Linked DNA regions of Homo sapiens: region 2 is linked to region 1. Evidence: chromatin loops called from intact Hi-C (ENCODE). Cell type or tissue: heart right ventricle. All regions are shown on one strand. Each heading gives the region's core, and the rest is flanking DNA. Links, peaks and the distances in the headings are about the cores only.

The links. Hi-C counts contacts between places; a loop is a spot of excess contacts. Peaks named below come from ENCODE experiments on the same cell type or tissue, not always from the same donor. Only the 100,000 strongest peaks of a DNase experiment are listed, where the experiment ranks them.
Region 2: a loop joins it to region 1, with 7 times the contacts of the local background. A loop is called at or near these places in 10 of 110 quality-filtered maps.

The regions. Positions count from the first base shown.
Region 1 is chr2:228,642,702-228,659,857 of GRCh38, reverse strand. No RefSeq gene overlaps it. Among named protein-coding and RNA genes, the nearest start is that of LINC01807, 40 kb to the right of the region's middle. RefSeq lists an enhancer at 7,628-7,797. In heart right ventricle, for the core only: no CTCF peak of the experiment used is centred there; no DNase peak of the experiment used is centred there; H3K27ac peaks cover 2,986 bases.
Region 2 is chr2:228,324,258-228,341,413 of GRCh38, reverse strand. No RefSeq gene overlaps it. Among named protein-coding and RNA genes, the nearest start is that of SPHKAP, 150 kb to the right of the region's middle. In heart right ventricle, for the core only: no CTCF peak of the experiment used is centred there; no DNase peak of the experiment used is centred there; H3K27ac peaks cover 3,567 bases.

The DNA.
Region 1 (17,156 bases), core at 4,323-12,322:
TAGGAGAGCTAAGAATAAAATTCCAAAATATTTGAAACTAAATAACACATTACTAAATAGCCTAAGGATCAAAGAAAACAAGGAAATTAAACTACAATAATGATAGAATTTAAAATAAAAATAACGTATCAAAAACATTATGCCAATAAATTTAGCAACTTCAATGAAATGGCCAAATTCCTCGAAAAACACAAATTACCAAAACTGATGGAAGAGGAAATAGAAAATGGGAATATTCCAATATCTTTAAGAAATTGAATCTGTAATCAACAACCTCCCCTAAGATGTCTTTACCCGGGAATTCTACCAAACATTTAGGCAAGTAATAACAGCAATCTTACATCTTACATAAAAGAGAAAAAAAAATCATATATCATCAAAATTTTAAAGTCTGCTTTCAAAAGGCAGAAATAGGAGAATGAATAGACAAACTATAGGCTGCGAAATAGTATTGAATATAATCTTTTGCAAAAAAGTGTACTTATCAAAGAATACATATAAGATATATGTCTAGGATATCTTACATATATACACACGTGTGTATGTGCGTGTGTGCATGCGTGCGTGCACATATCTTACAAATCACTGGCATCCTGAATGCGTAAAAAAACTCCTGCAAATGTTTGATAGAATTAATCTGGCCTTGGAGTTTTTCTTGTGGCCAGCTTTTTGGCAGTTTCTCAAAAAGTTGAATATGTGTTTATCATATGACTCAGAAATTCCACTTCCATGTATTTATCTGAGAAAAGTAAAAATACATAGCCACAAAAATTTTACAAGAGTGTTCAAAGCAGCCTTATTTTTCACAATAGCTCCAAATTGGAAATGATCCAAATATCCAGAAAGAGAAAATATATAAACAAATGGCAGCCTATCTATAGAATGGAATAGTACTCAGCAATAAAAAAGAATAAGTTAGTAACATATGGGACAACAAGGATAAATTACAAAAACATCTTACTGAGCCAAAGAACCCAGACACATTAGAATAAATAGGACATAGTTCCATTTATTTGATGTTTGGGAACAGACAAGCTACCCTCCAATGCTGGAAAAGAGTACAGTAATATCCCACAGCAAGGAAGGGGTAGAATGGAACTTTCTGGGTTCCATTAACAGGGGTAAAATGGAACTTTCTGGGTTTATAGAAATGCCCATTATCTTGTTTTGGCTGGTAGTTACATGTTTTGATACAATTATCAAAACTTATCTAACTAAACACTTAAGAAGAATTAATTTTATTGGATGCAAATTAAACATCAAGAAAGAATCATAATTTCCCTTTGGTATAAAATCCCTTCTTTTTCATCAACAAACCACTTCCTCTTCCCCTCTTCTCTAATGAAATTACATAATTTAAAAAAAAAATTCTATTAGCCAACCATGATATAATCCATTTTCAGAATACGGAGTTGACATATTTCTATATCTATATGGTAATTAATAGGTTTTAAGGACTTAATAATTATACTCTCTTCATACAATGAGACATAAAATGTTAGTGGTCCTGCATTAATACCCACTTCGAAGGCCACCTTTCAGCTTTCTATGGGGTAAAGCCCAGTGAGATTTTTTTTGCGGAGGGTCACTCTTCGAAGTTGCACATCAAAACCTCGACCAGAAGATTGGCAGGAGTATCACATGGCAGGCTCTGTCCACTAACATATCCACTTAAGTTTCTAGTTAGAACCTATGTTTGAGGTGGGCAATTCAGGTTCTGGAAGGCCAGAATCAGTGGGCTTTTAAATGCGAACTGTAGAAACAAAAGTGTAGTGTTATAAACATTATGAGAAAATTAATGTTTCTTCTCATGTGTTTCCTTTCATCCTTTCCCTACTGGAAATATTATCATCAAACCTCAAGGTGGAGCTATCATCACATAGTTCTCACTGGCTTTTCTGTCAGTGCAAGCAACAAAAAAAAACATCGCAGTTTGCAGGTGTGTTTCTTCTTTGGTTCCTTCCCCTAAATATACTTATTATTTTATACACTCCATAGAGCAAAAGTCAACAATTCACACAAAACACATTTTGTATTATGACCAGGTAATCATTTTTCTCTTTCCTCATAAGTAAACTTTATAAAATAACATATTTGCTATGTGTGAGGAACTTTCACAATATCTATACTCCTTGAGGTCGTTTATTTAAATGCTGACATAAAACATTAAATTGTTTTCAGAGTCCGTTAGTTTATTTCAACCCACAGTTTTAAAAACATATGCTAAGGATGTGCTACTCAATACGACACACAGTAGTCAAACATGGCTACGTATATTTAAATTAAAAGTAATTAAATTAAAGATTCAGTTCTGTAGTTGTGTTATGTGCATTCAAGTACTCCATAGCTACATGTTGGTGCCCGTATTGGGTAGCATAGATATATTTCTATCATCACAATAATTTTTATTAGAGAATGCTTCTCTAAGGTAACTATAATTCTCATTTTTAAAGAAAAAGAACATATTGATATAATAATATTTTAAGCAGAAGCAGTTCCTGATTAGAGAACCATCCCTTAATTTCTTGCACTTACTTAGTACTGTAACAGTAAATATTTTTGCTGACTTGTAAGGTGGTCTTTGTATTTAAAGTTTCCTTGTTATTTTTTAGGTTTAATTATACACCCAAATGTAACTAAGTGAGCATTCTGAGCACCAGAAGTCAAACCCCATGGTCAGATAAACCTTTCTCTGTGATTCCACAGGGCAGCATTTATGGGCTCAGTACATACTGTTAACGATAGAGCAAAATTGGCTTACATGCAGTAGTAATTCTTAAGGGTTAAGCCCCAACACATGTTTGTTTAAAAAGAAAACGTAGTGTGACCTAGGGAATCTACTTTTTTTAAAGCTCAAAATAATTCTTATCTGCCCTACAGTTTAAACACCACTGATAGGATTTATTTATATGTCAGAGTATAAGAAAGTAATTTTAAAACTAAAAAGTTTTGTGCAGCTATTCATGTCAGAAAGGAATGCTTACCCTCTATTTCTCATGTTTTCTTCAAGGGGAGGAAAATTCTAGTTCCTTAGAGGGTAATGAATGGGAGAAACACCTCTGTTCTCTTTCATTTCACTCCCTTTCCATTTCTCCCCATGGAATGAGAAATGACTTTTCTGGTTGGTGACACCAGAGAAAAGAGTCAGCTTACATGCCCCAGCCCCTTTGAGATTCTCTGTCATACTGTGAGAGGCTGGTCTCTAAGGACACAGACCTTATCTGCTAATCAGTCCATCATATCTGGACATGTCAGGAAACTCAACTGTGACCAATGTTCAAGACACATTCTCCAATTCAGCTTGATCAGCAACAGTGATGATAATTTGCTTCTCATCCATTTGATTCAACACTCAAGAGCTTGACCCTCTCAAGCCCTAACATGTAATGGTGTAATAGCCAGGAGCCAAACCCAGATCAGTTGTTTGGAAGGCAGTATGCTCAGCTCCGTACTTCATCTGTTTGACATCTATCTGTCCCCATGCACACACGTACACCACCACCACCACACTCACACACCACTGTTTTCTACACACGATGTAAGGAAACTTCATTGCTTCCTTCCTTTCTCTCCTTGAATTGGAGAAATGCACTTGAGGGATGGATGTGTGCTGCTTCCGGTAAAGGAAATATGCTTTGGAGTGTGGAATGACTATGGGATGGGGAGTTGGGACGAGAAGGCCTCCCCAGAGAGACCCTTGGACAGGCCCTCAGTTCACTCAACTTGGAAAGAATTGTCTCCCATCAACTTTCAAGTGATAGAGTGGGCTTGTCATGTTGCTTTTCAGTGTTTTACCTATTCCTTTGTAGAAGAATACGTAGAAATAGTAAAAGAATGCAGGAGAACCCTACTGGTCAGTAGCTTGATATACCCACCTGTTGGCTTGGAATCCTCTGTGACCAAATGGCATCCAAAGAAACTGCGGTTATGGTTCTTTGTTTAAATGTCTGTTCATCTTATAAGGTGTGTATTTATTTTTGGGAGCAAGATGGGGTAGATACAGAGAGGTGAGAATGAACCATATTGGTTTGGAAAAACTAAGAACACCAGTAAAGAGTAAAAAAAAAAAAAAAAAGAAAGCACTGATGTGTTATTTTTAATCACACACAATAATTATGTCGAACAACATCAGGATTTAAGATAATAGGTGTCAACATTTTCAAGATAATAGCCAACTATTCAGCCTCAACTTCTGAATCCTGGGAGATGAAATGTCTGGATGCTTCTGTCAGTTATGAAGTGGTGGTAATGAGTCACAATAAGGCAAATAGTAAAATAAGGAGGAAATCCCATGGCCAGGATGTGATGGACAAAGGAGAAAAGGGGGAGGACATAAGCAAGGAGAGAGAGCAAGGGAGGGTGTAGAGAAGAGTATTAACTCTGCATATTGTGTATTAACTACACCTTCCTTGTGGAATCCAGTCTTATTCTGATTGCAACATGTTTAAGTGTGTGTTTGCGGGGAATGGACATGAATGAATGCCCAAATTCCTTCCCACTGGTGGGGTACATGCGAGCATACCTGAGCCAGTGAGCATGAAGCTCATGTGAAAGACTTTCAAAGGACTCTCACCATTCATGAGACTGCATGTTGCCACTGTATGGTACCACTTTCAGGAATGAATTTCAGTTTTAAGTAAACTAAACCTCTTGTTTAAAGGAACACATCTGCAGTAGAGAAATAAGATTAAGCCAGCAACATTGACCTCTATTCTGAAACCAAAACAGTTGAAGAAATTTATAAATAAATTATCCAGAAGAGGATGGATGGGATGGTGAGGGAATTCAAAATCATGTTCTCTGAAGACCTTTTTTTAATTCTTAAGGGATGTGGAGGTATTTTCCCTTAAGAGAAGGATCATGGGAGATAGAAGTTTTGCCTTCAAATATTTGAAAAACTGTCATGTGGAAAGACTAGATTAGTCATCTGTGGTCCTGGCAGGTGAACTAATACCTGTTGTGGGAGTTATGAGGAAGTAAACTTTGGTTCAGTATCAGGAGAGGTTTTCTGACAGCTAGTTTTCGACTCTTTGGAGCAGCATTTGTCATTGGTGAAAATCTTCTAAGCTTTTACATTCGGCCTTTATCATTTCACCTCTTAGCTCTTCCTACAGACTGCTTATGGCATTGGTCAAAATAAGAGCCTATTCCCAGAGCAGCATGAGTTTCTAACTTTGCATAGAACACCACACAAATAAATACTATGTACTTAATCAATCACATGGAAAACTGATGCCAAGTATTTTTTTTATCACGAAGACAAGAGTCTTATGCCAACCTGGTAGACTTCTAGTATGCAGCTGAAAAATGCAGAGTTTTTTAGAAGGTCAAAGTCTCCTTTCTTGGACTCTTCCTCCTGGAGTAGCATTCCTTGTACCTGAGTCCTTAAACCACTTTTCAGTTCAAAACCCGAATCTAGGACAGCATTTTAATAAAAGGTTAACATTGAGTAGTTGTTAAAACCGCATGGTTAAAGTTCTTCCTGAGAGTAAAAATGTACTTTCAAATGTTAATTAATTCAACATCTTATGAATCCTGACAGAACAAAATAGCCAGCACGGAAAGAGCCATCACCACCCTCCACCTGAAAAGTTTTCCTGTGGGAAATGCTAAAAAGGATTCATATTATAGCTGTCAGTCCTTTCAGTTTTGCTTGTGTTTTGGCATTATTCACTATGTGTATATTTTTAACAGCAGCCCAATAGCCCAACACAAGAGAGTCTGAATGCTTTCCATAACAGCACCGACAAGCCGATGGCCCAGAAAGTAAACACAATGCTTCTCACCTCTTGTGCCCTTTAGTTTATCAAGGTTTATCACATGAGAGCCAAAGACCTTGGAGGAAGGCCCTTGCATTCTTTGCCTTTTCAGCAAGAAAAGTCATAGTCTGTAGAAGCAGCGAACTTTACAGAGCTTATCTGATTTTTGGCTCAGGGACTCATTATAAAAAAAAAGAAGGACATCGATCAATCCATTTTGAATAGGTCAATATGGAACACTGACAAGAAAGAAATGTTGGGTAATAAATTAATTGAAAGCTCCAAGTAGGGAATTATATAACACAGAGGTAAACATATAGTTTTATGTCATAGCTACATGACATATACAAGTTGAAAATGCAATTTACACGTGTGTTTTATTTAGTAGCCTAACAAATGAAGCAATTTTGCACCTAATTTTAAAAAATGCCACAAGTAATCTTGGTTGTTTTTTTTCCTCACTTTTAAATCCCAATACATTCATCAACACTCTTTTTGTCAACCCTACCAGACCCCACTCACACCTAAAATCTCAAATAATATCCAACTCGAAGAGATTTTATAAGGATTAGATGAGGCAAAGGTATAAAACATATATTCAAGTTGGATTAGCACCTAACACATAGTAGCTATGCAATAATTGTACATTTTTTAAAAGTATCTAATGCCAAATAAAAGAGGTGTCCAATGTCAAAATAAATCCATATAAGGCCACATGGATAGAAAATAATATTTTCCATTTAAAAATGTCTTTGTAGTTGGGCTTCTGAAAAACAGACTCAAAGTTTTTTGTTTGCACTATATAAATCCAAAGTCTGCTATAGTTTCATGATTTATGATAATAATTTTCTCTGTTATTATATAATGCCTCATTATATAATGACCTCATAATTCAACAATATTATATCAATTACTTTTTTAAAAATCTCCCATTGAAAAACTATGAGGCTAAAATTCAGGGATGGCTCAAATGTGATGAATGTGGGTGGGCACAGTTTTTAGTTACCTCTAATACAATCCTGAGACATTTTGTTCTAAAACCTGTTTGAATTCTATATTAAAGTAATTCTTTTTCATTTCCACTATCATAGATTTCAAAAATTTATAAAGGAGTTAAAAATTGCCTTTTCTGATTTTAAAACATCATGAATATCTAACTCATGAATATCTAATAAAATTATAGCCCAAAAAATCTAATAAATACAGAATAGGGCATTTTAAAAGTAGGTTCCAACCACTGAAATGAATCAATATTAAAATAGGGTTCTGCCATGACTCAAAACAAGGCAGCTCTAAGGGAAACCATGGGATACACATAAGTTCTATTTATTATCTTTCTGATCTGTGCCTTTCTCCCATTCAGAGGACCTCTCCTCATTCCAGGTTCTCAGGTGCTTATACTCTATCTTTCCAGCCACCATATCTGTTCTCAGTGAAGGATCAGCATTCCTTTCTACTGATACGCACATTTCAGTTTAGAAGTGTATCTAAGGATCAGTAGTAAATTCCTTTCTACTGATATGCACATTTCAGTTTAGAAGTACATCTGGTAGTGGTTAATTGCTCTGAATTATAAAAAGTTTAGTTTCAAATCCTGGAAATTCCACTTATTATCCGTTTTACTTGTGTCTTTTCTGGTTATTGAAAGAATGCACAGGACTCTTCAATATATATTCACACAAGACTCACTTGTAATACCAGGCATATTGTTTCATTACGTGTTATTGAAATTGTGCAAACGACTCTTTATCCTTTGTCAGCCCTGCAATATGGTAAGTGGGCACTTTGTGAGTGATGAAGCAGATGATAAATTCACTGTATACTTGCTTTGGACAACAAAATATTATATACATCCTGGCATGTGCAGGAAAATGAATTTCTTAATCAGATGATATCTAACCTGGAGGTTCAAAAGGAACGATATTTTCTGCTTTAGTTTGATCATGTTTAAAACATTTGTCACCATTAGAGGGGATGCAAATCTAAATTCAGAATAAATATCTATCCCAGTAAAAACCCATCTGCACCCCTCCACAGGCATAAAGCCAATGTAATTCACTTACTACCTAGGCGCAGGTCTGGATTCTCTGGGTATGCAAGCCCACATCACATCACCCTTCAGTCTTTGATGTCACTCCGTGATCCTTTCCGAAGAATGGATGATGGCACCCACTTGTTGGTTCCAGTTCTCCTTCAAATTTGGGAAGGTTTTTCTGACAAGCATAACATATTATCTTCTTTAACTCTCCTTTTGCATGTTCATAATGCTTTTCAAAACATAGTACATCACATGAGGTTTTCTTATTATCTAATTATATAAGGCTTTTTTTCAGAACGTATTACTAGTCCTTTGGCTATGTCCCAGTAATCAGCATAATTCTTAACTACATCTTCCTCTTCAGGCTCTCCTCTTCCTCTTCTTCCTCCTCCTCCTCCTTCTCCTTCTGTTTCTTCTTCTTCTCACTATCTAGTTCTTCCAATACCCTTAGTGTTCTTAGTACCTCATACTGCTTAAATTTATCTTTTCCTTTTTCAGTCAGAATATAGCCATAAATCAGTTGTAATACAGCTGACTTCCAACTAAAATGTTGACCCTCTATCCATGAGCTACCATCAGAAAACCATGCTAACTCTTTTTTTTCATCCTCCAGTAATTGGCCAAATGTGGGTTCCCACTCACTTGTAGGATTAGGTAAATCAGAAGGATTAAAGGCATCCCTTAAAAGCACAGTTACTATTCATGTATGCAATGGATATCTCATATGGTTACCTCTGTTACATGGTCCATATTTTACTCTTCCCATTTAATGAAGAAAAACCTTTGTTTTTAACTTTTTTTTTCTAAGTTCAGGGGTACATGTGAAGGTTTGTTATATAGATAAACTTGTGTTGTGGGGGTTTGTTGTACAGATTATTTCATCGCCCAGGTATTAAGCCTAGTATCTATTAGTTATTGTTCCTGATCCTCTCCCTCTTCCCACCTGCCACCCTTTGATAGGTCTCAGTGTGTATTGTCCATGTGTTCTTATCATTTTGCTCCCACTTACAAGTGAGAACATGTGGTATTTTGTTTTCTATTCCTGCATTAGTTTGCTAAGGATAATGACCTCCAGCTCCATCAATGTTCCTGCGAAGGACATGATCTCAGTCTTCTTTATAGCTGCATATTATTCCATTGGCATATATGTACCACATTGTCTTTATCCCATCTATCACTGCTGAGCATTTAGGTTGATTCCATATCTTTGCTGTTGTGTATAGTGCTGCAATGAACATACATGTGCATGTGTCTTTATAATAGAATGATTTACATTCCTTTGGGTATATTTACATTCCTTTGCCTACTTTGTAATGGGGTTGTTCATTTTTTTTCTTGTAAATTTGTTTAAGTTCCTTATAGATGCTGAATTTTTGTCCTTTGTTAGATACATAGTTTGCAAAAATTTCCCGTTTTTTAGGTGGTCTGTTCACTCTGTTGGTAGTTTTCTTTGCTGTGCAGAAGCTGTTTGTTTTAATTAGATCCCATTTGTCAATTTCTGCTTAGGTTGCAATTGCTTTTGGCATCTGATCATGAAATCTTTGCCCATTCCTATGTCCAGAATGGTATTGTCTGGTTTGTCTTCCAGGGTTTTTATAGTTTTGGGTTTTACATTTAAGTCTTGAATCCATCTTGAGTTAATTTTTGTATACGATATAAGGAAGGGGTCCAGTTTTAGTCTTCTGCATATGGCTAGTCAGTTCTCCCAGCACCATGTATTAAATACGGAAACCTATCCCCATTGCTTGTTTTTGTCAAGGTTTGTCAAAGATCAGATAGTTGTAGGTGTGCAGGCTTATTTCTGAGTTCTCTGTCCTGTACATGGGAAAAAAACTTTTTTATTGCTCTATTAGTCTGTTCTCACACTGCTAATAAAGACATACCTGAGATAGGGTAATTTATAAAGGAAAGAGGTTTAACGGACTTGCAGTTCCACATGGCTGGGGAGGCCTGACAATCATGGCAGAGGGTGAAGAGGAAGCAAGATATGTCTTACATAGTTGCTGGCAAGAGTACATGTGCAGGGGAACTCTCATTTATAAAGCCATCATATCTTACAAGATTTATTCACTATCACAAAAAAAGCATGGGAAAGACCCACCCCCATGATTCAATTACCTCCCAACGGGTCCCTTCCAGTACATGTGGGAAATATGGGAGCTACAATTCAAAATAAGATTTGGGTAGTGACAAGAGCCAAACTGTATCAATTGCCCTCAATATTTAAAGCTTCAAAAATTTTTTTGCTTATGTAGTAAATGCAATTTCAGTCAATAATAAGCCAAAACTATCTCTTGAAGAGAATATAACTGGTAGACGTTTTAGGCACCTTAATAGTTTAAAATCCCAGTGGTCACTGACAGGTGATACATGCCAGTGAGCAGTAAGTGCCAACACTGTTAATGTCATCTGAGCATGGGTATTTTAAGCCCTCAATGTGCTTGAGTGAGCAATGACTTTTCAGAGTTCCAATAAAGACTGTTGCTATTCAGAACGCTATGTAATTCATTTTTTTTTTTTTCTGTGTGACTTTCTAAATAGAGGCTAGCAGAATCCTTAAATGTCAGAAATTTTAGTATGGCAGCTAAACTCTTATTTGAATTTTTGACCTAGCAAGTAAAACAATTTAATTTTGTTTGTTTTGATGGAAGTCACTAGTGGCTCCAGTCAAGCTATTCTTAGGAATTTCTTCTTTGTGCTGACACTTGTAGTTTTTATTTTTTATTTTTTAGGAGGATTCTTCATTCACCCCCAATGATAGTTATATAATTATACAGAACAGTTGTTCAGTTTTAGATTGATTTTAGATCCAAACATTATATCACATATTGATTATATCATCAATATAATGATTGACAGTGCTTTTCAATTGCATTGAATCTAAGTCTTCTCACTAAACTGTACACTAAGCAAAAAATTCTAAATATCCTTGTGGAATAATAGTAAACGTGGTGTTCATCCTACTTAAGGGAAACTGGTGCTGACTTTTCTCCAAAATAGTAATTGTAAAGAAAGAATTAGCTGAATAGATCACTTTCTTTAGCTTGTTATATGGTTTGAATTGTTAATTCCCATCTGGCACAGCAGATGCTATCGAAGGCACCACTTTGTAGAAGCCTATATAATACACTGTTAACCTCTAAGACCCACCAGTTTTCTTCCAGTTTTCATGTGAGAATACTAAACACAGACTTTGTAGACACTAGTTCAACTGCACTTCATATATCTGCAATTAGGACTGAAATCTCTTGCTAATCCCAGATGTTTCAAATGAACCAGTTGAGTTCTTTTAGGTAGTTCTCTTCTAGCATGTGCGATTAAAAACCGGAACAAAAACCAGATTTACCCACATTCATTTTCATAACAGCTTGGATAAGGGAAGAAATCTCATTCAAATTTTACATCCATACAAATAAGATATTCAGCAAGTGGTGATGCAACTGTCACACATAACTTCTTTTCACAAATTTTCATATAGGCTCATAACTTTGCTTTTAAATTTTTTACAGTAATACTGCTATAATTCCATGACATAATCATATTGATATTTAATTTTTATTAAATGGTTTATTCATCATAGTACCTTGTGCACCATTGTTTAACAAACACAATAAAGTTCTTCCATCAGCTTTAGACAATTTAACCCCCACAAATGTGAAGGCCCTAAGTTCCCAGTGGGGGATTTTGCCAAGACCTTGGTCATGGCCCCTCAGAACTGAAGCCTTTTTCTTCACTTTATACCATCTGGTTTTAAAGGAATTGTGGATTTATTTGCACATTTCCTTCAGATTTCTTTGATTCATTAAGGCTAGGATAAATTGGGTTGCTATGCCATAGCTCCTTTAATGTCTGAGGAGTTCGCCCAGTCTGGGACCGTCGTTCATCAATGACCTTAGAAGGCAGCCTATTCATATTCCCCCTTTTCATTGTCTTTATTAACCATCTAAAGACTTCACTTTTCCTAATATATTATTTACCTTTCAAATATGTTATTTCCTTTCTTCTGAATAACTTGAGTCTTTTGCACATGGGTCAGTCCTGCACTAAACTGCAGTTTAGTAACTGCAGTTACAAACAATACCATGACGTGCTCCTTCATGTAGTTTCCCTTTCATAACAAGGTTACATTTGAAGCTCACATCATACGAGAGGAGTTCCCATTGTTATAACAATATTAACCAATTCAATGTGGCTTATAGTCTCAACATATTAACATCCTCAGTGGAGTATTCCATTTTGAAATCAAAATGGAATAGGATGAGGAAAATTTCTTTTCATGCTTAAGAACTCTTGAATTTCTTCTTTAATCCAGATTAACAAATTAGGGGTAAGATTAGGAGAATTTGCATACACAAGCATAATGGTAACGACAGATACTAACAGAGGGTCTTATAGATTCAATTGTTGTGTATCAAGTTCTTGAATTCATCAAGGCCATGATCATTTGGAACCAAATGTCGCATCCTACCCATTGTGTCCAGAGGCAATAAAATTGCAAACTTTGTTACTACATAAAAGCTATTGTCATTAAGGTCCCTTTGGGTGCTGCTTGTATTTGCCCATGAAATTAGTCAATTTCCTGATAAGATATCTCCTAGTTTCGGTAGTTTCCTGCTTGGAAATTTCAATTCTACAATTATTTCAGAATGATGGGTTAAATAAGTGCTTGCCACCTTTCTACCTTTCATTGGGATCATTTCTCCATTCCTAGACACGCAATAATCAGTTGCAACTTTATCCTGCACTTCTAATTTCTCTGGAAGTGGTTTTATATTTACTGTCTTGTTCCTTATCCATTTAGCTATCCCCTGGCTCTGGATCTATTACCTCTAAATTCAATTGAAAAATCTTTACAGTGAATGATCTCAGAGCTTGTTTAATCTCAGACTGGGACTGGCTCAGCAGTCAGCTTTGTAACCAAAGATTTCTTATTCTCCTTTTCTCGTCTTCTTTCCTCCTGAGCAAAGTTGTAGTCATTTCACTTGAATTAGGGGGACCTTTCAATGTCAACTGTATCAATTATGATTTTCTGGAATATTAAAAAGACTCATACGACTCCACAAAGTATACTTAAATAATGCTTTATTAAAGGTAAAGGATGATCAGCAGGAGAAAGCGATCACAAGCAATCCCTAGGGAAGTCCAAGACATCTAGGTACAGCTTCCAAATGTCTTCATTAGTCACACAGAATATGCTTTGACAATGAATAGTGAGCCACGGCACACACAAAATGCCTTGGTCTCAGGAAAGCAAGTTTCATCCAGGGAGAGGTTTTACACCTTTTGGGTCATGTAGCCAAAACAAGTCTACATGATCAAGTTCAGTAACAGAAATTAAGATTACATACATAACAGAAAGCAAGCACAAACTATTAATCTGTACATTTCATATAAACAAGACTGAACAGCTTGTACATGCCTGGACAGAAGAGAAGTTCAGAACCCTAGTGTGGAAACACAGTCACTCTATGGCTCCAGGCATACCCTGGAGATAAACGTAGGATAGAAAGAGACTAGCTGAGATTAACAGTGTAATTACACAGTAGCTTCGTGACCAATGGCAAATTTTTAAAGTTTATTATGATTTAATTTATATATATATAGATTAATAAAAATAATATCTAAAATAATAGTATCATGTTATACTTAAGTGCAATATGGCATGTAAATTGCAGAGTTTAGTGTCATCAAATAGTAAGCAAATTTTAAAAATAGAACCAGTGCTCCAATATATATTGTGTATTTGCCATGATCAAAGCAGTATCTTAGGCTGACGATGTCACACACCATAATTTGTCACAGTGACTCATCAAAGCTCATAATGAAAACATCTGTGAGTAAAATCAGAAAGGAAATATACAAGTTTAGCAAAATTTATCTATCTGTTCTCCCCAACTCATCCTTTTTCCCTTCCTTTTTTCTCCTAATTTTAATTTCATTCATTTGCTGAATTTAATTTAATTTCCTGTGTACACAGAACTCAGCTTGCCATAGAGCTGGAACTCTGTAGAGGGAAAAACTGTGGTTATATCAGCTCTCTGTTAAAAACAAGAGATTTAGATAAAAATATAAATACATAGTTTTTATTAAGAAATAAGAGACAATAATGCCTGCTTTCAAAAGGTAATCAGATTTAATTTTGTATGATGTACATGGGCAGCGATAATTTCTAGCACCCATCCCATTCATTTGCTTATTAATCATGATTTGTGTTGAATTATATGCATGGCCAACTAGCATTGACTGTAAAATAATGTATGAGTGCAGTCCCTGCTACTTCTTCCATCTTTCAGATGGTGCCATTACCCTCCCTTATTGGTGTGCACTTATATTTAGGGGGAAATCTTGCAAAAAGAGTGGCTTGGCTGACTTTGTGGTCAACCCCTTCAAGTAAAATAGGAATGAATTGGGCTGGTGTTTTTTCTATGCCCAGCACTGATGTGTGCCAAGCATAGCAGACCAAGTGCACATATGCAATATAATCAAGTTAAAACTGTACTGGATTCAAACATTTAGAGCAATTTTATTGAAAAAGTTATTTCTATGAACCCCTTTTATCAAATGAAACTTTACATGGAACCTCTACATGTAAAATATATACAGATGGAAATGCTCTTTTTAACTCGGGAGGATGACTTGAGTATTGACTTCTCAAAGCCCAACCTTATCCAGGGCTTTAGTTTAGAAAAGTTAACTATAGCTACTCTGTGGGGTCATATTCTCAAAGAAAAATAGTAACAATAACAAAAACATATGACTTTAATTCCTATTCCATAATATCAGAATCATAGAACTGGAAGGAAACTTGCCAGTCATAGTCTCGTCTCGAGGTCACAAACTCACACATCTTTAGCATCGCAGGTGTAATATAAACACATCCTACTGTGACATGGCAGGAAGTGGAGAAATCTGAGTCCTAATTGGTGAGCACACTCCCTGACTGAAACCATCCCAATTCATTTTTGTTGACACACAAACAAAACCTCTGTGTCCCTTATCTAGTGGCCAGTTTGACCCCAGATTTTGCTCTATCACTGCATTTTGAGAACCAGGAAATCGAAACCTAGAAAGATTAAGTCTTATGTTTAACATCTCTCATTTCCAAGGCCACATTCAACTCATTATCTCATGACTGGAGAAAGGAATCTCAAACTATTTGTGAAGAATAATTATTTGAAAAACATATTTTATATTTTTGAACAATATTTTCCAATTTTAATCAGTTGCAGTTCAGACTTTGTAAAATAAAGGAAAAATAAATTAATTTTTAATTGAAATAATAAAAGATCTACAATATGGAAGCCCCAATTTGAAAAAAAAATTATTTAAGCCAATGCATATAAAATCTCTGCAGATTATTTTGGAAGTTCCTAAATGCTTACTGTTATTGTACTTACCTCCTTAGTGTACTGGAAGAAATAAACAAAAACTGGTGCAGGTCTATGGGCCACACTTTAAGTAGCACTGCTACAGGGACTCTGGGTTTAATCATAGGGTTAATTTAGGACTCCTATGCTGGCCTTTGCCTTTGCTTGTCTAGGAGAGCTCATAATCAACTATGTTCTTTAAATAATGATCACTGACCTTCATTTTTATCTGTAAGTCTCTGTGGTGGTACCATGGCTGCTTAATGAACAAATTTTGTAAGAAAGTCAGCCATAGGCTTCTATCTTTAGAGCATTTATAAATAGCCAACAGATATAAGGTAGACTGGGATATATCCTGTCCCTTGGAAAAAATTGCAAAAGTCAGAATGCAGAAACATTTAACTGGGGCTTCGTTCCTGTGTTTTCTTTTCTTTATATCTGGAAACAAGTTCAGCTGAGTCAAACGTTCTTGCTTAATTAGTTGGTATACAGACAGAGTAGAATAATAACTCAGTGGATTTTCAAAAGCACCAGGTAACTTAATAGCAGTTAGTCTCTCAACAGCAAAAAAATTTATTAGTCCTTGTTCTTACATTTAGAGTTAATTTGGGAACATTCTTTATGGTTATCCAGAAATTACATTATTAAAGTGAAGCAAACCCTCCCCACCTAAATCTTTAGGATTCTCTTGACTTAGAATTTAGTCATTTTAAAATCTCAGTTTTTGTATCTAATGAAATGTTGATTCATGGAAAGGCTTGAATTTTTTTTTTTTTTCCAGACAGAGTCTCACTCTGTCGTCCAGGCTGGAGTGCAGTGGCACAATCTTGGCTCATTGCAACCTCCACCTCCGGGGTTCTGGGTTCAGGGTTCAGGGTTCAAGTGATTCTCCTGCCTCAGCCTCCCAAGTAGCTGGGATTTCAGGTGCCCACAACCACACCAGGCTAATTTTTGTATTTTTAGTAGAGATGGTGTTTCTCCATGTTGGCCAGGCTGGTCTTGAACTCCTGACTTCAAGTGATCCACCCACCTTGGTGATCCACCCGCCTCGGTGATCCACCTGCCTCAGCCTCCCAAAGTGCTGGGATTACAGGTGTGAGCCACCATGGCTGGCTAAAAGGCTTGAATTTTTTAAGGCATGAATATTGGAAAAGAAGAAAAAAGAAAGGATTTGAATATTTGGCAGCTGTTCTATTTGAAAAAGAATGTATTGACTTCCTCTGAAGAAGTGTTGGGGGAAATAAAGTCACTGAGGCTTGGAAGAGCTTTGAACCCCTATTTTTCAGAACTGGTGGTATCAGGGCACCTACACCTAAAAATGTCCCTTTTCCCAAATGAGGCATTGCCTTATTTCTCACTAAACCAGGCCCTTTATAAAGGTTTATTCAGGAGAGCGGACTGGCATCCAAACAGCATCCATAGAAATTCATTAATATGGATACAAAATATTATCTCAACTTACTAAGGAAGAGAAGTATGTCAGACACTTGTTCAAAGCCATGACCATAATATGTGCTGGCAGCCTACTCGAAATATTACAGTTACTCTTTGTAGAGAGCAAAAATTGTGAATCTAGGCTGTGTTGTGTTGGTGCTGCCTGCTTCCCCAGCACACTCAATTGTGGCATGAAGACCTTGAGGCTCTAGGCCCAAGTCTTCCAGGCATTCAGCCAAACTGGCTTGGACAAAACTGCCAGAATATTGTGAACCCCACAAGTGCATAGAAATTTGAAAATAATTTTGTTGCATTAAGTTTGGCAGAGTATGCTGTATCTCTTACAGGTCATCTCTACTTGAATGTCTCATTATTTGTCTCAAACTTAACGCATGAAAAAACTAGGTAAGACAAAAATAATGGTTGTTCCCCTCCACACTGCCTGTGTTAGCGTCTCTTTCAATATCCCTCGTGTACGTCTAGTGGATATACACCAAGGCACCCAGTTACCTGTGACCTGTGAGTGGCCATGTGTTTACCCCGATGCAACTTAACACC
Region 2 (17,156 bases), core at 4,779-12,778, 320 kb after region 1:
TCAGTACTCTTGATTGTTTCCATTTGTTGTAATTTCCCATTAAGTTAGTATCAAGAAGGGTCCCAGATAATCCCCTGGATTTTATACATAGTGCTTCTTGCCACCACTGTATAGCAGCAACCTAATTTCCTCCTGGTTATTGGAATCAAACACTTCAGCCGTTAGAGCAACCCCTTTTATTGTCTGCTGACAACTCCGTGGCTTAAGAAGCCCAGGTGGCCAGCTAATAGTCTCATCTTCAAATTCAATGGAAGTAGAGACTTATTCCTGTCAAAATGAGATGGTGGGGACCAAATTTATTCTTCCACCTGATCAAAAAGAACAAAATATGTTAAGCAAAATGTTCAAGATATGCAATATCAGGTACTGAACGAGATCCCCAAGAGATGAAAAATGAAATGAAATGAGCTCTATGGTCACCCCCAGACTACTGCCTGGAGCATAATTCCATAATATAGTGCTGGAGTGGGAGGAGACCTGGGTAGGAACTGTTGATCTCACTGTTAGGAGGAACCATAAAAATGGTTTGAGAAGGTCAAGATTGCTAGAGTTTGTAGGGTAGAGAGTAGGAACAACAAAGATGCTTATGCAGATAGCTCCTGAGATTTGCAGAGTAGCCCCCCTTGAGTTTTCAGCTGAGTAATGAGTAGCGCATGTAAAAAAGTAAAAAAAAACTACCAAAAATATATAAAAGGATTCAAGTGAATTATAAATACTCAGTGTTCACCAACGGCCAGAAACGGATTGTGTTCCTACCTTCTGAATGAAAGAATGCAAAATGAAAACCCTCATAATTCAAAGGGCATAGAGTAGAATAACAAGAAGGCTTTTACCTGAGTAATGGGGGGAAGATATTTCTAGAGTAAATTCTGCTCTGCTCCTGCCTTATTGAGTTTAAATGCAAGACCAGAAAAGACTGAATTGTTTTCAAGTAATTTAATTACATCCCACTGCTAAGCTTAAAAAGTACAGTTAGGTATATAAAAATATTCAGTATCCAATTTGGTAATTGCATGTCTGGTATCTAATCAAAAATGATCAAGCTGGAAAATAAGCAGAAAAATATGAGCCACAATGTAAATAAAAATAAGTCAGCAAAAACTGACTCAGGAATAACACATATGATATAATTTGCAGATAAGCACATAAAGCAAGCATTATAATTATGTTTCATAAGCTCCAAAATATAGAAGAAATTTGAAGACATGAAAAATATATTTTTAAAAGCCCACTCAACTCAAACTTCTAGAGATAAAAACAATAATATCTTACATGAAAAATACACTGGATAGGATTAACTGCAGCTAAGATATTGCAGAAGAAAAGATTAGTGAACTTGGAAAAACAGCATGAGAAGCTATATGAAATGAGAGAGATAAAAAACCAACAAAAAATAGCATAGAATAGAGAGTAGTGTGACAACATGAAGTGGTCTATTAAACCTGCATTTTTAATCTCCAAAGAAAGAGAGGGGTAAAAAACCAAAAAAATAATGGTTGAACAGTTTTCAAATTTGATGGAAATGATAAAGCTTTAGGCTCAAGAAGTTCAATGAAGCACAAGAAACCTGGAGAAAACTATACCATTCAACTTAAAGCAAGCAACAAAGAGAAAATATGACAAGCAGCTAGAGGAATAAAGAAACACTGTGTGCAAAAAACAAGCAAGAATAACAACAGACTTCTTGACTGGAATAATGAGGGCTAGAAGCCAGTGGAGCATCATCTTGAAGGCACTGAAAAAGAGAACTGCCATACTAAAATGCAAAAATATCTTTTAAAAACCAAGGCAAACACTTTTTGAGACAAATAAAAACTAAAAGAATTCATTACTAGCATACCTGCAGTATAAGAAATGTTAAAGGAAGTCTTTAGCAATAAGAAAAATGTTACTAGACAGAAATACTTATCTACATAAAGGAAGCAAGCATATTAGAAATTAGTATCTAATCTCTTTAAAAGGTAATTGAATTTTGAAAGGAAATGAAATGTTTTGTGAAGTTTATAACATACTTATAATTAAAATGTATAATAACAAGAGTCCAAATGTCAGAAAAGAAGAAGCAGATTCTTATAAAGTTTTTATATTGTATATAAAGTAGTATCACATAGCTTGAAGGTAGATTGTGTGTGGTAAGTTAGAGATGTATATTATAAACCCAAAGAAAGCACTAAAGTAACTTAACTATGAGATATATTTAGTAAGCTAATGAGAGGATAAAATTGGATTATAAATACCATTCAATTAATCCAAAAGAAGGCGCAGAAAGGATGTGAAAGGAAACAACATACAGGTGAAACAAATATAAAACGATTCAATGGAATCCTTGCTTTGTTACTTTATAGCATTTTTCCTTAGAGATTAAGACTTCAAACTAGTAGAACTCAAAATATACCTGGCATAGGAAGCAAAAATTCCTCCAGTTAAGTTTTCAAGTGTGATAGTAAGAGTGGCCATTTCTACTTCAACTCCTTGGTAATTTGGAACTCATGTATTCTGACTACGTGAGAAAGAGCATCATGTAATGGTCTCTAATTCAGGACATATACTGCATCCTTTGAGGCAGAACCCCATATTTTAAGGATGCTGTATCCCTGTAACTAAGTTTTCAATAAGACTTCCATCTGTCAATTAGGTCACGTGCTCTGAAGTTCTTGGACACTGGTGGGATTTCTGGAAACTGCCTCTAGGGAACTGATTCTGCTAAATTCTCTGGAAGACAGGAGAATTCACTTGGGAGCCACCGGTGTGGGTATTACTGAAACTCTCTTGGGATGGACACCACTTGGTGTCCCACATGCTAGTTGAGCACCATGGAGCAAGAAAAGTGAAAAGCACAATAGAACCAGGAAGAAAAGCCTCTTCCTCCCGCAGTGTCTCTCCAGTGCCTTTTACTGACAAAGCTTAGCATCATTGCCAGCTGACAAGGGAGAAATACTTGCAAGGTCCAACACCAGTGTCACAAGACAGGATAATAAAGGGTATACTGAGAGGCAAGAGGAAATAAAGTGATAAGTGGTACCTGGGCTCACTCCTATTTCTACTTCCTGATTCTCAGATAATGTAATCTATGTACTGGGAACACACCATCATAAAATAATTGTTAATTTAGGGTGTATATATAGTGTATCCTGGAATGTGGTTCCCCATATTCACAGAGAATAATCTCTATGTGGAACATCAGCTATGCCTTAAAAAGGCCATGCCATCGATCTATCAGGATGGCAGGTTCTGGTGACTGCAGATTGTGAGCCCCATCATCATGTTCCCAGTCATATCTCCTTTGCTGTAAAATGTAATCCTTGCTAAATCAAACAGTGAGTCCTCAGATAGTGGTAGTGGTTTAGGTCTTGAGTACGTAAACAGCAAACCTGTAATTATTGATAGAAGATGTGTTGTTTCTGACCAAGATGAGTAAGTGCTCCTTCCAGGATGGAAGTTGCCACTTGATGACTTGTTTGTCTCCTTGAGAGATGGGATCCCAGAGTAGTCTTTGTTGGGGAATGTTGAATACCCAGCAGTGGAAGTAGCTGTGTCAGCCTTGGTGAGTGGGAACCCAAACTATCAGGCTCATGGCCACCTCTATCCTTGACACCCTGGCTGCTCTGTTTATGCACCCACTATGCCAGCATTAAGATAACCAATAATCCCAGTACTTTGGGAGGCCAAGGCGGGTGGATCACCTGAGGTCAGGAGTTCAAGACCAGCCTGACCAATGTGGTGAAGCCCCATCTGTATTAAAAATACCAAAAAATTAGCCAGGTGTCTTGGTGTGTGCCTGTAGTCCCAGCTACTTGGGAGGCTGAAACAGGAGGATTGCTTGAACCCAGGAGACCGAGGTTGCAGTGAGCCAAGATCATGCCACTGCACTCTAGCCTTTTCTTTCCAGAAAAGAAACTGGACTGTATCAACGGACCAGTTGATCCTGTCTGCTTGGTAATTTTGCTCATCTTCCATAGTTGATATTATTTGGTGTGTGAAAATGCGCAACACAAAGATTTTCAACTTTGTGCCTCAGTCTGTTCTAATTTATTTTCCCCAAATTAATTTATTCCTAATCTCTCATTTTTGCCACTTCCCATGAGAGCATATGTATTCTTACCCTGGCTAGCTTATATTTCCACACAATGTGTATGACCAGGGACATTATCCAAAATTCTGACTATTGGGAGGGTTTCCCCACACTGTTAGCTTTTGAGGACACTCTGAATTAAGGCTGTACCTCACACCCTAAGGATATCCATTTATTAATCAAGCTTGGCCTTTTTTGGATCCTCAGTTATAGTTATATTTCTGAGCTGATGGAGTAGAAATTGTACAATAATAGCAAAGGGCATGGGAGTGCATTGCTCATTCTGCTTATTTGTACCCTCTGGCCTGCTCATACCTGATCCTGATGGTACCACTTTAGACTTATGATAGACTGCTGTGGGTCTTCCCAGCTTACGATCTGGTGGATTTGACAGGATCCAGATTATGATGAGTAGGTCTGGACACATGGTCACTTGATGTCAAATATTATTATTCTGTGAAATTACTGTACATTTTAAATATAATTGCACAAAAATATTTCAGGCAATGTCAGAAGTAAAAATCACTATTTCTAGAAGGGCTCAGATAACCATATGGCAACATGCACAACAATAGCCAAATTCTATAAAGTCAGGTGAGCAATAAAAGGGTTGGAACTAAAGAAGTAGCAGAAAAGATCAAAAGAAGGGAATAATTAAGACATATCTAAAAGTATCAACAGTATCGGGAAGAAAACATGAAGTTCACATGATACCCCAATGCTTCTAGAAAAGTCACAAATGAGTAAACAAGGAATATTATAACTGATATGTGTGATTCAGATAAAGACTAGGGTGGTACATGAAAAATGGCTTAAGTCAAGGGTGTAATTGAGACTAGATCAACTTTACAATGTCCTTTCTCAAATTCTCAGTACCTGAAAATATTGGATCTATCCTGAGGTCACAAAGCCAAAGTAATAGAAAGGTTACATAAATCTTTGTGTAAGTTTAGCATATAATTAGTATTTGCTTGAGACTTTTGCCAAGTGATACTGTTTCTCTGTATCTATTGTCCACATGTACTAAGTAAAGATAAAATTAGTAACTCATTTCATGCTGCTGCTTTGAAAATCAGGATTCTTATATAGGTACCCTTGGGCAAAGCACTTGGGTTTATTCAAATACTTCTTGGTGCTTAAAGCAAAATAAAAACACAGAAAACACCTAAAGTGTTTTTGTGACTATTCTGGTTATTCATTGTTACATAATAAACCATCTTAAAACTTAGTGGGTTAAAATGACCATTTATTATTATTGGTCATGTTTCCATAGGCTGACTGGAATCAGCAGGGTGCTTCTCATTTGGGTCTTTCTTTAATGCAGTAATTATTGATTACAGATACAGATATCTGGGACTGCAGTCCCCTGAAAGCTAGACTAGGCTGGATGTCCAGAAAGGCTCACTCATATGGCTCTCAACTTCTGCTAGATGTCTCTTGGGAGCTTAGCTGGAGCTGTTGACCAAAGTCCCTAGACACAGTCTACAGTCTGTATGTGATCTGAGCTTCTAAGAGCATAGCTGATGGGTTCCCAGGGGGAGTTTACCAAAAGCAAGTGTTTCCAGTGTCAGGAAGCTGATGCTGCAGGCTTTTTAAGGGCTATATAGAACTTCAGTGTGTCATTTTACCCAATTCTATTGGCCAAAGGAATTATAGGGCCTGCCCAGGGGGCTGGAGAAGTAAACTTCACCTTTGACAGGGAATGTCAAGGTCATGTCCTTGAACCACAAGTGAAGAGTAGATATTGTGAAGTCACCTTTGGAATACAATCAGCTGTAATGATTTAATTCAATAAATTCTGTGACAAATAGTGCTTCCTCTAAAATGAGCTTATTTCATGCAGGGAGCAAGATTTATGACATTTTTAACCTGTTTGTGAGGAGAAAGACTTTTCTAGTATGACTTTTGACAATGTGTCACTGGTTTATCAAATTAATTGGCAGTTCATGGGAAACACTGCTGTCTAAGAAGTCAATAAACTATAATTTTCTTTAAAACCAGTTTATTGATTGCCATTTCAGTAAGAACTCCTTGTTTAGATCTCGTGCAATGTTCTCTGAAAGAAGCTAATGGCTGAAATGACTATAAGAGGCATTGAGAGTTTGTTATATGGGTTGATGATTTGTTACATGGATTGAGAAAATCACTGTATGAATAGAGAATGGAACAGATTCCCCTTCTTAGAGAAAGCAGATAAATCACTAAAAAAGTAGAATTTTATGGGTGTAAATTAAGGTTTTACAGTCATTTCAAATTGGATTTGAATTCTAGCTGTGTGTGCCCCAAGAAACAGTTCCCTTTTTGAAAAATTTAGATAATACCTACCTTAATGAATTCTGGCAAGCAATAAATGAATGCATTTTTCTTGGTTACCACTTTCATTATAACATTTTTAAAATTATGTTTTCTATCATCTTTAGTGAGAAAATAATCACATACACAGTGCACCATTTTTTCTATTCGCTGTACATTTTTAGGGCTGTTTCTATATTAGCAGCATTTTTGTGGTTTAATATAGAATAGACATATTTCCAAAAAGTGTAAAGCTGGAGAGTAACATCAATGTATTTCTCCAATTTGAACTAATATACCTATATGAAAACAAGTCTTATTTTGTATTGATTTTTATCCTTTTACTTTCCAATATCATAATACTTCTTACAGAAGTACTCCCAAGAGCTTTGTAGAAATGAAACATTAAATAAATATTTATAAATTTAATAACTTTTTAATACTAATAATATTCATCATCATTAAATTGTACTTTTTAAGTTACCATTTACGTGCTTCTATTAAGGGAGCAGAATTATGCTGCTATAAGAGGCAATAAACACAAATCATTCTAATATCCCTAATAATTATCAGCATTAATTTCATCTGTGTCATCAGATTACTTTAATGGTTTGCAGTTGCTGATTGTGTCACTCCTGTTCCGCTGTCAGTCCTCAGTATCATCAGTCAGGTATTTGACCTTACACTCAGACCAGAAATAGCACTTGCTAAAATTGTGAATGGCATATCTTAGTGCTAATGATGATTTTATGGCTTTTGGAGGGTAGCTAAATTTCAGTTCTTGTTACTGATTGAACTTATCACTTGTTGGTCTGATAAATTATATTTGGGGTTGGAATATAAACTAAGGGCTGTATTTATTTGACTACTAGTAACTTCTCTTTTAGCACATTGCAGATTAAGATTTAAGACACTATGGACTATTAAAAGGGGAAGGAAAGGAGGGGGTTACAGGTTGAAAAAGTACCTATTGGATAGTATGCTCACTACCTGGGTGCAATATACTATGTAACAAAACTGCACATGTATCCCTGTATATAAAATAAAAGTTGCAATTTTTAATAAAATTGAGAAAGTAATACCCTAGGAAAACTTTATACAAAATTTATGAGATGACATTCAACAGTAGTATATATACAGGCCTACACTCAGATTCAAACCGAATCATAAAGAACTGGATAAGAGAGATCCTGGTTAAGATCACCTCATATGAAGAAGCTGCTTAAAAACTCAATAAAAGCCAAGAAAAGAAAACCATGATGTAGATTGCATTAGTCCATTCTCTCATTGCTATGAATAAATACCTGAGACTGGATAATTTATAAAGAAAAGAAGTTTAATTGGCTCACAGTTCCAAAGGCTGTACAGGAAGCATAATGCTGGCATCTGCTCAGCTTCTAGGGAGACCTCAAGAAACTTACAGTCATGGCAGAAGGCAAAGAGAAAGCATAGACACCACATGGCTAGAATAGGAGCAAGGTGCAGGGAGGTGCTACCCACTTTTAAATGAACAGATGTCACAAGAACTCACTCACTATCATGAGGACAGCACCAAGGGGATAGTGCTAAATCATTCATGAGGGATCTTCTCCCATGATCCCATCACCTCCCACCAGGCCTGACCTCCAACACTGGGGATTACAATTCAACCTGAGATTTGAACGGGGACACAGATTCAAACCATCTCATAGATATATTAAACACTGAAATCTTAGGCTGCATAAAAAAGCATAGTATCTTTATTTATTGTGGTACAAGCCACTGTACCTTGTTTCCATAGTTTTTAAAAAGTTAAGACATGTAGCACAAAACATTACAGCAATATCATGAACACAGATACACAGGCTTATGAAAATGAAAAAGAAGTGGCATGATAAAATAAAGCAGTAATAACAGGGATTTTTTTTTCTAACCATAATAGATTAGTTGATATCTGACCTGCCATCCAGTGGCAAGTAACTATATGTTTATGTGTGTGTGTATGTGTGTGTGTGTGTGTGTGTGTGTGTACAACTGAAGTCATTGATCAGCAATCAATACTAAGATCCTCAAAAGAAGTGATGATACATCAGGTTAGCCTACATTCATTCTTGCTTTCTCATTCAGGACATTTTTCAAAACTATGATGCAAGAAAGAAAACATCAGTCCTTCTAGGTTGAGAAAACAAAGACTAAAGTTTGGGTTGCCAGGGCAGTTGGAAATGAAGGGCACGTTGTTAGAGAGGAGGGACCCACAGAAAAGACCTGAGTGTGTGCAAAAAAATTTACTTCAATGCACAGGGAAAGACTTTGGAACACTGAGCAAGGAAGAGCCACCAGGAGCCCAGAGAGATGAGCATAGATTTCAGAAATCTCCGCATGATGGAGACTTACTGGAATTCAGGTATAGCTATAAGGAGAGACCCTGATGAATATCTTGGGCTTTCTGTTGAGACTAATGGAGTAGGCCATGCCCTGGAGTAAGAATCATGATTTAAGGCTAAGGACAAAGCTAAATTAGACATAACAAGCTTAGGTCCAAGCCCCCAACAGGATTGCTAGTAATTTAACTTTCTTTTAGAACAAAACTTAAAATCCTTTAGAATAGATTCGTATAATCTAGGTGCTCTATAACATATCACAATAAAAATTATTTTTAGATAAAAATAATTAGACACAAAAGAGGCATAAAATGGCACCAATAATTAAGAGAAAAAATCAACAGACTGAAACTCAGAGATTATTCAGAATTAACAAAGATTTAAAAATAGTTATAATCAATATGCTAATCAAAAAGAAGAAAAATAAAAAAGGTGAAAATTTTCAAATAGAACCAGATTTTGTAAAACAGAATTAAATGGACATTTTGGAATTGCAACATACAATATCTGAAATTAAGAACTTTTTGAACGTTTGTAATAGAAAACTGAACAGCAGAAAATATCAATTTTTGAACTTGAGACAGGTGAATAGAAAATAACCCAACTAAACAACAGTAATAATAATAATAGTAATGAGCAGAATGTAAGAGATATATGAGAACCCATCGCAAGAAATGTGTCACCTTTCCATGTGAGTGTTCTATTGAACACTGCTCTTTTGAAAAACAACTGCAAGGTAATAGAGGTAAGATTCGATTGAAGAATAAATAACTATAATGTGGTAGCAACAGAGGCTTCAGGCAGTCCCAGAGTGTGCTCTGAAGCTGAGTTGGCTCTTCAGGGATGCCCATACTTGAGGCAGGGGGCTGGGCTTCTGTTTTCCAAAATTAACCGGGTATTAGATGCACTTGTTGCTGGGAAGAAAATATAAATGTCAAAGAGGTAGTTGCCTTTAACTGAGGGCAAAAATATAAGGAGACACTCAGGTGTAAACAATGAGCGACCATTCCCTACAGACACAAAAATGACTGCCTTTTCCTGAAAAGCGTATCACACCCCAACACACGATGATAGCAGCAATTAAAAGGCCCAACATGTGTGTAACTGGAGCCTCCCAAAAAAAGGAGAGATTGAGTAAAAGCAACATTTGAAGAACTAATGTCTGAAAATTTCCAAAATCTGATAAGAACAACATACAAATTCAAGAAGCTCAGCAAATTCCAAACAAAAAAGTAATATATCATAGTTTAATAGCTAAAAATTAATACAAATAGAAAATATTAAAAATGGCCATGAAGGGGGAAAGCCTTATGGTGGTAAAATTAGAGAGAAGAACATGAATAATGGAATGATCCAGTGCTTGGGACATTTTTTCATGTTTCAGTCACCATACTATGGAAAGGATATTAACAAATTAGAAAACAACAAAAAGAGATGAACAAGATGGTGTGGTCATCCAAAAACCATGCTACAGTTTAGAAAGACCCAGCTGCAGATGACAGGCTTTAGAATAATATCTATTTCCAATAGTCAGTATCCTGGAACATACACTAATATTATTTTGTGAAGTTTGGAAGAGCAGAAATAAAACCAGTGGGAGGAAGCTTTCAGCAAATATAAGTAAAATATTTGTAAACTAATAATGGAACTAGTTTCCTTGTGGAGAAGTCAGCATGCTGTTATAAGAAGTATCCGGAGAGCAGTTAGCCATTCATCTGCCCAGGATCATAGAAAATTCTCAAATTATGTGTGATGGAAAGAAATGTCCTCTAAAGTCAATTGCAATCCTAAAGGTCTAAGTCAAAATTTGTTTTGTTCTTTTTCTACTCGAATAAATGTTCAAAACTTAAGCCATTGCATGTCATTCATGAGGTGTAGGTCATAATAAATAGATATATTTTGAAGTACTTTGTATAGAACTAAAATTTGATACATTATTAAACAATCTTAAAGAGACACAGTCTGTCCACATACGCACTGAAATGTGTGTTTGAGTGAGCAAATCTTTGGTTTGGGGAGGAATTTTTCCACAATTCTTTAATATGTACACCCCATATCTAGTACATATGGCAAAAGGGAAAGCTAGAAGCTGACTGGCAAGAGCTCCTAAAAACATTAATATTGCCTTTAGCAATTAGTTTGTGTCTTAAGCCATTCGTGCTGCCATAACAAAATACCATAAACTTGGTAGCTTATAAACAGAAATTTAGTTCTCACAGTTCTGCAGCAGAGAGAAGACAGGGCAATTTTGGTGAGAGGAACACAAGAAAGGATGGGGAAAGCATAAGGCATTCTTGGAGGATGGGAAGTAGAAACATTTTCTCTTGGATAACCCAATTGCTGAAAGTCATAAATGTACATTCCGCCAGTGTCAAGACATCTTGGTCTAAGAGCATTATTACTGGCTTAATCCAACATCTAATTATGCAAGATTTACTTTCTTTGTATAATGACAGCTTCTTATTTTTTATTAATCCAAAAGAGGAAGTACACCTGAGTTTGTCTTCAGGCAAAAATGAGGCAATGTTTCTTAGCTATTACCTTGAGTGGAGCAGGTGATATAGTGTCCTTTGAGCTCCCTTTCCTATATAATCTAAAAGCGAATCTTTACTCTTATAGACTACTAGAGTGCTGCCAAAATGTTATTTTGTTCATCTCTTCTTAACAAAGTAAGACCATGGCTGATCTAACCTCTAGACTCTTTAACCATGAGGGGGAAAATTTCACTTGGCTAAGAATTCAATTCTTCGACATTTCTCCTAAATTCAAGAATTAGCTTCACAGTTACTTTTTGATGTGGTGAACGTGGACACCTTTGTTTTGAGTCTGGACTTTTCTCCCCATGGATTATTATCAGACTATATTTTTAAAGTGTTGCGTTCCCTGCAGAAGGCATGATATCCTCGGTTTTCCTAATAATTACTTTTATTTTTATTGTTGTTCAATTTTAATATTTTATCATCCCATCCAAGCAATCCTGTCTTCCATGTATGATTACCTCTCTATCCCCCAATAATTTTTTTTCTAATAAAAAAAGCGAAGCAACACAGCGATTAGAAAGAAACAGTCTCAGTGAGTTATAGATTTCACTTTAACCTTAAGAACAAGCCTGAAAATTGTTCTCCAAATGGATAAATTGAGTCCCAAAATAGTAACACACTTGTGCTGACAGATGGAAGAATGTGCATGGCAACTGCGCCTGAAGCACTTCCATCTGTCACCAGGTCTCTGCTGTGTCTATACACTCAAAATTACTCTGTCCGCTCTCAGGCAGTTGTGCAGGTTTTCTTCATTCATTTCACTGTGAAGTGGACTAAACTGCTCACAAGGATCTCTGCAGTAAGAATAATTAAAAATATAACCAGAGAGTCTATCTGTATGGCACCGAAACTTTATCAATTAAAGATATCACCTCTCATGGTTTTCCCCAGATAATACAATTAAGAAAAAAAAAGAAAAAGAAAAAGAAGAGGGTAAGTGGAGTGCAATGGAGCAGGGGAAAAGAAAGGAGAGAGAAAAATCTCCCAGCCAAGCATCAAGAAATACTGCTTTCTTTCCTTCTTTAATAAGAAAAGTCTTTTCATTTTTCATTTTCTTCCTCCTTATACAGTAAAAAATAAATAAGCCATATGAATGTCAAAAATCGAATTCATTGTTCCTATTTGTAAGCAGCATGTAAATATGAGCTTTGAGTCTATAGCCAGGCCACCTGGGTTCACATGCAGGCCCTCTGCTTACCCACACTGGAACCTTCAGCAAATATTTGGACCTTTTTGTCCCTCAATTTTCTCATCTGTAAGATGAAGATGAATCAACATACCTATTCCAATATTAAATCAACAAATATAGATATAAACCTCTTAGAGCAGTGCCTGGCACATGATCAGCTCTCATAAACTTGGCCTGGCCACCTAGCCTGTTGACACCCATGTAAACCTGACCAGGCCCCACCACCTGTTGCGGGACGTCGGGGACCCCGAACGGAGGGACCGGCTGAAGCCATGGCAGAAGAACATAAATTGTGAAGATTTCATGGACATTTATTAGTTCCCCAAATTAATACTTTTATAATTTCTTACGCCTGTCTTTACTGCAATCTCTGAACATAAATTGTGAAGATTTCATGGGCATTTATCCCTTCCCTAATCAATACTCATGATTTCCTATGCCTGTCTTTACTTTAATCTCTTAATCCCATCATCTTCGTAAGCTTAAGATGAATGTCGCCTCAGGACCCTGTCATGATTGCATTAATTGCACAAATTGTTTAAACAATATGAAATCTGGGCACCTTGAAAAAAGAACAGGATAACAGCGATGTTCAGGGAACAAGGGAGATAACCATTAGGTTTGGCGGCCTGAGAGCCAGGCGGAACAGAGCCATATTTCTCTTCTTTCAAAAGCAAGTAGGAGAAATATTGATGAATTCTTTTTCTCAGCAAGGAACAGCCCTGAGAAAGAGAATGCCTGCCTAGGGGTAGGCCTCTAAAATGGCCGCTCTAGGGAGGGCTGGCTTTACGGTTGTAGATAAGGGATGAAATAAGCCCAGGTCTCCCGTAGTGCTCCCAGGCTTATTAGGATGAGGAAATTCCCGCCTAATAAATTTTGGTCAGACTGGTTGTCTGCTCTCAAACCCTGTCTCCTGATAAGATGTTATCAATGACAATGCATGCCCGAAACTTCATTAGCAATTTTAATTTCACCCCGGTCCTGTGATTTCACCTTGCCTCCATTTGCCTTGTGATATTTTATTACCTTGTGAAGCATGTGATCTCTGTGACCCACACCCTATTCGTACACTCCCTCACCTTTTGAAAATCACTAATAAAAACTTGTTGGTTTTGTGGCTTAGGGGGCATCAAGGAACTTGCCAATATGTAATGTCTCACCCAGATATCCAGCTTTAAAATTTCTCTCTTTTGGACTCTTTCCCTTTATTTCTCAGACCAGCTGACACTTAGGGAAAATAGAAAAGAACCCACAAAGAATTATCGGGGGCGGGTTCCCCCGATAACCACCTTGACTGGACATGGCACAGATACACACAGCGGAGGCTTCTGATCACCATGACCCCAGGTGGGCTCCACATAACCACAGTAGAGCATCTACTGCCAGCCAATGCCCTTCTGACTGCAAGCCCAAAGATGGTCCACTCATCATCAGTATCAAGAGGCTTTGTTTTCCTAATATGAGCAGTTTGTGACATTTTGGCTTTAAAAGATCTATTTCACTTCTCCTGTCCTGACCTTCCTCCCCAGAGCCTAGAGTCTGGTTCTAAGCTCAGGAGTAAAACCTTCCCACACAGTGCTCAGTCTCTGGTCACTTGGTGTGTAAATTTCTTTGTATGTATGTGTGTATGTATTTTTATATGTGAAAACTATGTAAAGTTGTGGCTTTTCATATTTGAAGATCTAGGAAAAAAATAGTTTCAATACAATTTAATAGAATTGCAATGAGTTTGTTTGGGTTTGTCATCTGGGAAGCATGAAACCTAATAAGTAGGTGATGAAGGAAATGCCCTGGTGTTTGAACAGTTGTACCACACAGGTTATTCATTCACATATAGTTCAATAAGGGAGGCGGAATGGGAAGCTAGGCCTTGACCAGAGGACCCATTGTTTTTCTGCTTTTCACTTATAAAATTAAACTTCTCAACAAGCCAGTCACAAAGAGGCTTGCTCCCACCATGCATGCCCCCAACCAACAGCACCGAGTCTGCTTCCAGGCAGTGGACGAGCAGGGCTGAGAACTTGCCCCAGGCTAGCCAGCATCCCAGCTGTGAAAGCGAGTGGGGCTTTGTTCTTCCCCACCTGTGGAGTCTGCACACTGGATTCACACCCTCCCCTAAGTTCTGGCCAAGAGACTTCTTGTTCAGTTAAAATTGTTACAAAGTTCAGCTGGAGGTTTCCTTCACCCTGTGATCTTTTCCCAGTACCTCTTGCAGCCTTCTGCAAGGACCCTTGAGGGGCAAGGCAAAAATGGCTTCCTAGGAGACCCAGAGAAACCACAGGTCTTTTCCTGCTGCTTCTTCTACCCCTGTATTTCCCTCGTCTGTCTAAACTGACTCAGTTCCAGGTAAGTTCAGAATCTTCTCCTGTGATCTAGACTTTCAGGTTCTCCAGTGAGGGTATGTGTTTGGGGGTGGATGATCTCCCTTTCCACTTCCACAGTTTGGGCTCACAGTATTTGGGGTATCTCCTGGGTCCTGCAAGAGCAATCCACTTCCTTCAGAGGGTCCATGGCTTCTCTTGGCTTTTCTGATTTATTCCTGCAGTAGTTCTGGAGCAAAAGTTCATGATGCAAGACTCCACACACTGCTCTGTCCATCTGAGTGGGAGCTGCAATCTAGTCCTACCTTCCATCTGCCATGATCTTCTTGATTTGAGGCTTTCATGATTCTTAATTCTCTTAATAATAAATCCATGAAACATTCAAAACATTGGACTTACATTTGTATAGTAAGTACTGTGTCCCCAAACAGTTAAGACTACATTGACAGGAACTTGATAAAAATAGATTAATGGTGACTTTACAAAAAGTGTGTTGGGTTTGTTAGGGAGAAAAAAAGAAAGAGTGCTATGATAACCAATACTTTCACCTTCTGTCTTTGTCTCTTCCAGGTTCTCATGCTTTCTGAGTACCATCATTCAATTCAGGAGTTTGAGTACCCATCACCATCCAGACTGAGACACCAGAGATGGGGTCAGAATGGCTGAGAAGTATGTGCTACCTTTTGTGATAAAATAACAACTGTGAAAAGAAAAACACACAATAATTCCTTTCTCTTCTTACTCATTCTTTCTGTTTTCTTAGTTTTTTTGAAGAATGTTAAATCAATAGAGCCCAAATGCCTTGAAATCACCCAAACAAGGAAACCAAGAAATAGAAAACCTAGAGGATCTTAGCTGTGGCTATGAATTGATCTTTCTGGTTATAAAGATTAAAAAAACTATCTGCAGCAAGCAGGAAATTCCTAGATGCTGCCTGCAGGCAGGTGAGCAGTCTACACTGACCCTAAGAGTAGGAGAAAGACATAAAACTCTTTTAGTTGTGCAGAATGAGGGGTAATAAGATTGAGAGCCTTCTTAATTATAAAATTCAGTGATCTTGTAATCCATCCATCTGGCTTAAAAATGGCGAGGGTAGAACCAAGTCAATAAGCACTGGGCAAGTCTCTCTCCAAGAAGCCCTGCTCCACCTTCCTCTGGTTTCTTCCCATCTACACCCCTGGCCTTCTTTATAAGCCATGATCTCCCCAGTCCCCAGCCCCAATCCCCGCTCTTGCCTGGGTCTGAGGCAACATCTGGCACAGCTCAGCACAAGTAAGAAGCGGTTGTATTTAAGCATCCCATCCCCTCTCAGAAAACCTCAATTTTCTAGTCTCATGTACACTGATAACATATTTTTGCATAGGTTTATTATGTAGCATAATGCCCAGCACATTCTAAGACTATATAATAAATACTTATTGAATGTACAAATAAATGGATTGACAAATTTGAGCATCTTGCAAATATTTGACTTTACATTTCAACATACATTTTCGTATTCATTTTTGATTCTTACACATGGAAAAATCTCCATATATGTTAAAGTGCTTTGATAAACTTGCCCATGCAACATTAGTCCATTTAAAATGTAATTGGTAGTAATACTGTTTAAATATTAGCTTCTGTTTGGAAATACAATAATTCAACATAAGAAATAAAACATCTAGGACAACAAATAAGTAAATTAAAAAGTGAGTATATCTAAATTATTTAAGTGATGATTAAATATCCCATATTCCTTTGATAATTTAAACTGAGCCTCATTTTATTTTTCTCAATACTATTTTTCTAAGACTTATTTTAATTCATTGTGACTTTAAACAGAGTAAAATCAATGCTGAGTAGGATACTAATTTCCTGAAACATAAAGTCTGTAAAGACTTTACTGTACTTAAAAAAAGTTAACTGTCAGAACTTTTTATATTATAAAATTTGGCCATTGTTTTCCATATATGTTGCAATTGTTTTGTACATTTATAATTTGTTGTTTGACCTTTTAAATACTCATCCTGAACATTTAGAATGTTTTATTTTTCAAGATTCAGACTTATAAACATGTTTTTGTGTGGCTTGTCATTTTAGTGATGTAATCAACCTAAAATTTGAAAAACAATTTCTCATCTTTTCTTCTAGTATATTTTGTATTTAAGAAAACATTTTAAAAATAAATTTGATTTATTTATAATACATGTTGGATTTAATTCAGGCAAATATTTTAAGAAAAACATTTCTTCTGATTTCTTCCAATGCATATTGGATTTTTTTTGTATTTTGATTTTGATCCACCTGAAATTTCTTTAAATTAGTCAAATGCCATGAGAATTTTTCTTATTTTCTTTCTAAATAGCTAGCCAGTTATATCAATATCATTAATTGATTAAA